Linked DNA regions of Homo sapiens: region 1 is linked to region 2. The links are chromatin contacts, found by Hi-C or POLR2A ChIA-PET in ENCODE. All regions are on one chromosome and are shown on one strand. The core of a region is the stretch at or near the end of the contact, and the rest is flanking DNA. Distances in the headings are between cores, read along the strand shown. Region 1 overlaps XRCC5 (X-ray repair cross complementing 5). Region 2 has its middle 4.1 kb from the start of MREG.

Evidence for each region. Hi-C counts contacts between places; a loop is a spot of excess contacts on that map. ChIA-PET counts read pairs that join two places held with the same protein, here RNA polymerase II (POLR2A). Pooled maps may share reads with other maps.
Region 1: a loop to region 2 is called in a pooled map, with 2.8 times the contacts of the local background. The contact joins two enhancer-like sites. A Hi-C loop is called at or near these places in 1 of 168 maps with a recorded cell type or tissue (GM12878), 26 of 37 single-sample maps with no recorded cell type and 10 of 50 pooled maps. POLR2A ChIA-PET finds 5 or more read pairs at or near these places in 8 of 52 experiments (GM10248, GM12878, MCF 10A and 5 more).

Annotation. Positions count from the first base shown.
Region 1 is chr2:216,118,383-216,121,547 of GRCh38, reverse strand. It overlaps XRCC5 (X-ray repair cross complementing 5), which reads right to left. Exons shown (of 21, transcript NM_021141.4): 5 at 2,383-2,505. Among named protein-coding and RNA genes, the nearest start is that of XRCC5, 11 kb to the right of the region's middle. Within about 2 kb of position 1,392, at least 3 of the 41 ENCODE cell types and tissues checked have a DNase peak (open chromatin) inside an H3K27ac peak, as active enhancers do.
Region 2 is chr2:216,015,901-216,019,311 of GRCh38, reverse strand. It overlaps a transcript of MREG not described here. Among named protein-coding and RNA genes, the nearest start is that of MREG, 4.1 kb to the right of the region's middle. RefSeq lists an enhancer at 3,235-3,314. Within about 2 kb of position 1,716, at least 3 of the 41 ENCODE cell types and tissues checked have a DNase peak (open chromatin) inside an H3K27ac peak, as active enhancers do.

The sequences.
Region 1 (3,165 bases), core at 143-2,642, 100 kb before region 2:
GAGAGGCTTTTTGCCATTTTTGCCTTTTATGTCCTTCCACCACGTGAGAACAGTGTTAGCCCTTTTGACATGGGATGACACAGCAATAAGGCACCATCTTGAGAGCAAAGATCTCTCAGCAGACACCAAATCTGTTAGTGCTGTGATCTTGGACTTCCCGGCCTCCAGAACTGTGAGAAATAAATTTGTTTTTAAGGTGATTTCTCATTTTATTTGCTACACTTAAAATAAGGCTGTTTACAATTTTTCTTCATATACTTAGCAAATACAGCATGATGTAATTTGCATGTCCTGCATTTATCAGGTAAAAAGTTTCCAGGGAGGAAAGTGTGAGACACAGGGTTTGCATCAGGTTACTCCTGTTTTCAAAGCAATAACCAGAAAAGGACAAATGTCGTAAAAGTGAAGAGAAAGGAAGTTATCCTGGAAAAAGAAATAATAACTGTTCTGTCTATTCTGCGTTAGATCAGAAATAAGCTTCCTCAGTAGTCAGTAGAAGAAACTAAAAACTGTGCCAGGCACAGTGGCTCACGCCTGTAATCCCAGCACTTTGGGAGGGCGAGGCAGGTGGATCACTTGAGGTCCGGAGTTCAAGACCAGCCTGGCCAACATGGTAAAACCCCATCTCTACTAAAAATACAAATATTAGCCGGGCGTGGTGGCACACACCTGAAATCCCAGCTACTAGGGAGGCTGAGATAGGAGAACTGCTTGAGCCTGGGAGGCGGAGGTTGCAGTGAGCCGAGATTGCACCACTGCACTCCAGCCTGGGCAACAGTGCGAGACTCCATCTCAAAAACAAACAACAACCAAGAAAAACTAAAAACTGCTGGGTGTGGTAACATGCATCTATAGTCTCAGCTATACAGAAGGCTCCGGTAGGAGGTTCACTTGAACCCAAGAGTTTTAGGCTGCAGTGAGCTATAACTATGCCACTACAGAAGACGTTTCTAAAAAAAAAAATTAAAAATAAATTAAAAACAGAACACAGGGCTTCTCTGAGCTGCTGGTATTTTTTTAGTCCAATTACAACAATCAGCTGTACATGGAATACACCAAACAGTAAAACTATGAACTCTACTTTGTATGCTGGAGGTTTGTAGCACAGGAAGAAAGCATATTACCAAGAAAAAAATACAACCAAATAAAAAGCAAATAGAAGCAAAGGCTATGCTTCCTCTTCTGCACTTTTCTGTATTGCTCATGGAAAAAAAGAGTAGCTCTTTCGAATGACATTCACTGAAATGCAGTCTGCTTCTAACATGTAAAGGCATCCTGAGATTATGAAAAAGGACCAGAAGCTGTGCTGGGCTTCTGAAGTACTGAGAAAAACCTCAACTCAGTAAGAAGTGTCACTTAAAAGCACTTAATTTCTCTGAAGTACCATCTTAACAAGTATTGGTTTGATGGGTTATTCTGAACTCTTTTTCCACAGTCGTACAGAAAGGAGATGTCGCTCTGTAGTCTTAAGAGAAGACTACTCACACATGCAAAACAAGTTCTTAATACCCCCAGGCAGGCATTTTATGAAGCCAAAGGCTTACCACTCTAACCTAGAGGCTTCTTGGCATAGCTCTCAATTTGAAAAACGAGTATTCCCAGAAGATTAATAATTCAACATTCTATACCATCACTCAACTTTCACCAAAAATAGGACAAGAAAAAATATGTTTCAAATGCAGCAAGAAGGGTTAGTGTAGTGAAAAGAAATTTTTGTTAGGGATATAACACAGAGAAAGTAAATCCCGGAGGGAATATTCAAGTTACTTTTTGAGGAGGAATTCTCTCCCTAATAAATTGTGAAATACATATTTTTCCCCTGAAGTTTTATACTCCATCTCTGAATTAACAGAAGCAAATTAAATTTTATATATGTGTCCACAACTTTTGGATCTGAAAAGAGTTAAACATAAACATGTTATGTATTTAGAATGATTCCCAAGTTGGCATTCCTGTCTACCCTAAAACATGCACTCTGTATAGGACACAGTTCTCTAGAGCTGTTTAAGAAAAAAAAAAATCCATCAATCTGCTAATTGTTTGGGTAAAGCCTTCTATGCAGGAAGGAGACAAATTGAATATCCTCAAAGGGTTCTTCTAATCCTCAATTCTTTGAGTCTAAGAACACTAAACAATGATCTGCCACTAAGCTCAATTCTTCTGGATCACTGACTTTCATCTTTTTGTCACGACCACTCAGAACAGTTCCTAGAACACAGAGAGTAACCAGCAAATGTTTGCTGAGTAGTCAGTCATCTGACAGATTCAGCCTTGGAGCAGAAAGCGAAAATTCCCATAAACCAAGTACTCTATACAGAGGGCCCATTCACTATATTAGGAAATCATAGGATTTGTCTACATGCATTATTCTTAGGATCTTACAAGAATTGCAGGGAGATGTCACATTTCTTCAAGCTATGAATTATAATATCCAGCTGACTTTTGCTGAATCGGCTGCTGAGGTCAGTGAATATTTCAATATGCCTCTTCTCAAACTTCTTTCCTCTAAAAGAGAGAGTTATCATATTAAGAAATCATTCTCCTGAATTATTTTTCTACAAATTCAAATACACTTGGTCACTGAGGAGAGAAGCTTAGAAATGGATCTAGAGTTAATAAATGTGATTACATTCTAGTAGTCCAATTAAGTTCTTATTAAATTCATAATCAACCCTGATACACTTTATACTTTGAACATCTTGGCCAAAATGTCTGGGTATTATGGAAATGTTATGTTTCTGGATTCCGAACTCAAATGTGATGAAAAAATATCCCTTCCCAGCCTCCACATAGGCAGAATGTAAACAAAGAATTCTCCCAGCATACTCTAACTTCAGCCTTGCTCAGGTTCACTTTCTAAATATCCTGCTCTGACTCCATGCACAGATTTTGTGTGGCAAGATTTGGCAGAGGATGTACAGAGATTGAGAAATGATTACACAGATTTAGGTCTGGGATTTTAGTGCAAATGATTTTCCTGACAGGCAAGAGGTATGTGTACATGCACATATATGTCTCCAGAGATACACTTCCAAGGCACAATAATTAAATAAATACTGAATTAGGAAGCAGGCCAGGCATGGTGGTTCATGCCTGTAATCCTAACACTTTGGGAGGCCAAGATAGGAGGACTGCTTGAAGCCAAGAGTCTGAGAAAACCTGGGC
Region 2 (3,411 bases), core at 467-2,966:
TAGCTCGCTCTCTCATCACAATTACCCTTTTCCTGCCTCTTAACCCAGTTCAGGGGACTATATGGGGTTAGTTCTGAAAGCAACAGACTCTAACACTGGTTAACTTAAGCCAAAAAAGAAAAAAAAATTAGTATTGATTGACAAGTTATGGAGTAACCCATAGAATGATGGGAGTACTAAAGAGCTAGAATAATAGATCTTGTTTCGGAAATGCAAGAGCAGGAAAGCTCTAAGCATCTAAAGCCTAGAGCAATTGTGGTTGGGTCTGCTCTTCAAGATGCTACCCTTAAAATAATTCATGCCTCAACTCCAGCTGTTTTCCAACTTTGAGTCTTTGCCGTTAAGAAGCAAATTATAGAAAGAGTGTTTGATTGGCTCATCTTGGTCACATGTCAATTTCTTGGTCACATGTCCATTTCCTGTTGAGGGTTAGGGGTGAGGGATGGAAGGTACCTTCATTGTTATAGCCAGCCTATTGAATTGGGGGCATGTTCTTCAAAGGAAAACAAAACACTGTTACCAAAAGGCAGAGTGAGGGATACTACACAGGTAGAAACAACAGACTCTATAAGGACCCTTGGCGGATTTTACTTTGGTAACATTAGTCATGCCACTCCCTAATGTGACTTCTCTGGAGAGGTGAGGCATGTTGCTTCTCTATCTTGGATCACTTGGGGTGAGTGATGATGCTTGGCTCAGAGTACTGGTTTGTTTCAGAAACCCTATTTTTTCTTTAAGGAAGACGCTACTTGTTCGTTTTTCTCTGCTGGATGTGGGCAGCTCATAAATAGACTCCTCAGAATTAAACATAACCTTCCATGCCAACACTAAATAGCTCTTTTTCTGTTTTCTTGTGTTTATTCAGCACATTTGTTAAGTGCCCACTATGTGCGTGCATTGTTCTAGATGTTGTCGTATGGCAAGGTCTGCACTGTTCTAGGCGTTGGGGATATTGCAAAGAACAAAACAAAATCCCTGCCTCCATGAATGGACCCTACATTCTAGTTCACCATTGTATTCCCAGTTCCTGACTTAATAAATTTTTGTAGAACAAATAACTGAATGATACCAGCTCATGCTATGTTGTCTAAGCACAACTTTTTGGTGGAATGTGTTCATGATGTGGCATTGGAGCTTAATTTTTTTTTTGAGGTGGAGTCTCGTTCTGTCGCCCAGACTGGAGTGCAGTGGTGCGATCTCAGCTCACTGCAACCTCTGCCTCCTGGGTTCAAGTGATTCTCCTGCCTCAGCCTCCCGAGTAGCTGGGATTACAGGCATGCACCACCACTCATGGCTAATTTTTTTTTTTTTTTTTGTATTTTTAGTAGAGATGGGGTTTCACCATGTTGGCCAGGCTGGTCTCAAACTCCTGACCTCAGGTTATTCGCCCACCTTGGCCTCTCAAAGTGCTAGGATTACAGGCATGAGCCACCGTGCCTGGGCGGAGCTTCAGTGTTTTGAATTTCTAATTTTTCCTCCCTGCCTGTGCTTTTTCCTCTAACTCCCAGAAGTCGTAAAAAAATTCTTAAAGAGAGGGGCCTCCAAATTCTACTAGTTGTTTTCAAACCAGACTGTAGAGTTTCCCCTGCTATGGGGAAATCTGAAAATAGGAGCCAGCAGGTCTGCCTTGGAAACAAGCAGCTGATGGGTCTGTGAGTCACTGATGGCAGGGGACTGCCTACTTCCCGGACATCAGGTGCCCAGAGGGCTCTTGGTAAAAGTCAGATGCTGCTGCATGTGGTTGGCGGTGTTGGCTTCAACTCAGGCAGTAGGAACCATCTAGCGCCACTCTAAAAAAGGGGAAACTTGCTGCTGCCCTGTGAATGATATCTGAAATAGGATTGTCAAAATGTGATCTCAGCTACCATATTTGAATGTGAAACTGGAGAGTTTGGTCACGTTTTTATTCCCATCAAAGTTGTAATTTATCAAGGAAATAGTGAAGGCATTAAAATTCCGGGAAGAGGAATGCTAAGAAAAACTGATCTAAAAATCCCTAAAAACCTAGTAAACAGAAGACTCACATCAGTTAATAAGAATGAGGTAGTATTAGTATACTAACAAGGATTGCTCTCCAAGACATATTATTAAATAGAAAAAGCTTGCAAATAGATGCTGCACGCCTTTTAGATAAACAAAACAAAACAAAACTCACTAACAATAACAGCACACACAATGATGCTACATCACAAGTACACATATGTGTTTATGTGTCCAGAAAAAGGTTTGTACCATATTGATAATAATGGTTACCCGGGGGGATGTGGAGGGTGGAGGTAGAAAGGGGATTAGGTTGTGGATAGTCAACAGAGGGAATCTGAGCTGTAATATTCCAATTTTTTAGAAGACTATTTCATTTAGAAGTTTTAGAACTTAAAATTAATTTTAAAAATGTTAGTAACTGTTACAGTTGGCAAACATTTGATGTGATCCTTAGCAAGGCAGGACATTAACCTCTTGATCAAGTTTGTTAAATAGATGTAGTTCTGTGGCTTTCTATAAATATCCTGTCTGAAACAAACCACATAAAAGATGCCTGTATATTGCAGAGGTACAAATGTCATATGCAAGCCAAGTAGTGCTGGAGCTGACATTTCCCCAAACGGGCCTATATTATTTGAATTTGTTTAATAATATTGAATTCTGATATTTCTTCAGGGCTTTATAAAGGTTTTAAGACTGTCTCATTTGAGTCTCACAACTGTGTTAAATAGGGTAAGACTTGTCACCTCTATTTCATAGATTAGAAAACTGAGGTTCAGAAAAATTAAGTGACATGTTTAAAAATCAAAGTTAGTAATGGGGCACAGCACTTATATTTTCCAGGAGCTGAATGCTCCAATTTCTCCATTCTCAGCAAATCCAACTCAAATAGTTACTAGTAGCTGTCAGTCCCTAGTTTTCATTTTCTTGCTAGCTGAGTTCACATTTTGGGACCCTCCTTTACCCACTTTCTATTTGAACCTAGGTGGATTATCTCAAAATCCAAAATCCAATTTCAGAATACAGTCATTTTTACCAGGGGATTTTCCAGCCAGTAGGAAGTGTGCTTTGTAAAACCACACTCAGCCTCCATCTTGGCACCAGGTGCAAGTGGTAAGCGACATGGTGTGGGCATGACAACACAGTCCTGTGCTGTCTGGTGACAGCTGGTTCTCTGTCACATCCTGTTAATGTTTCATGATGGGTCCATATCCTGTCTCCCCAGCTAAGCCAGAGGCTGCAGGGACCTTCTGTTATTTTTCTTTATCCCTTCGTAGCCTTTCAATGAATTATGTACTTGATAAGTCCCTTCAGCCTCACACTGTAGCTGGAACAGGACAAACCTATGTGTAGTAAGACACTTTTAAAAATAATACACCGCCCATGAGGATTGACACTTTCATAAGCTCTTGCTCCTCCTCCTCACCC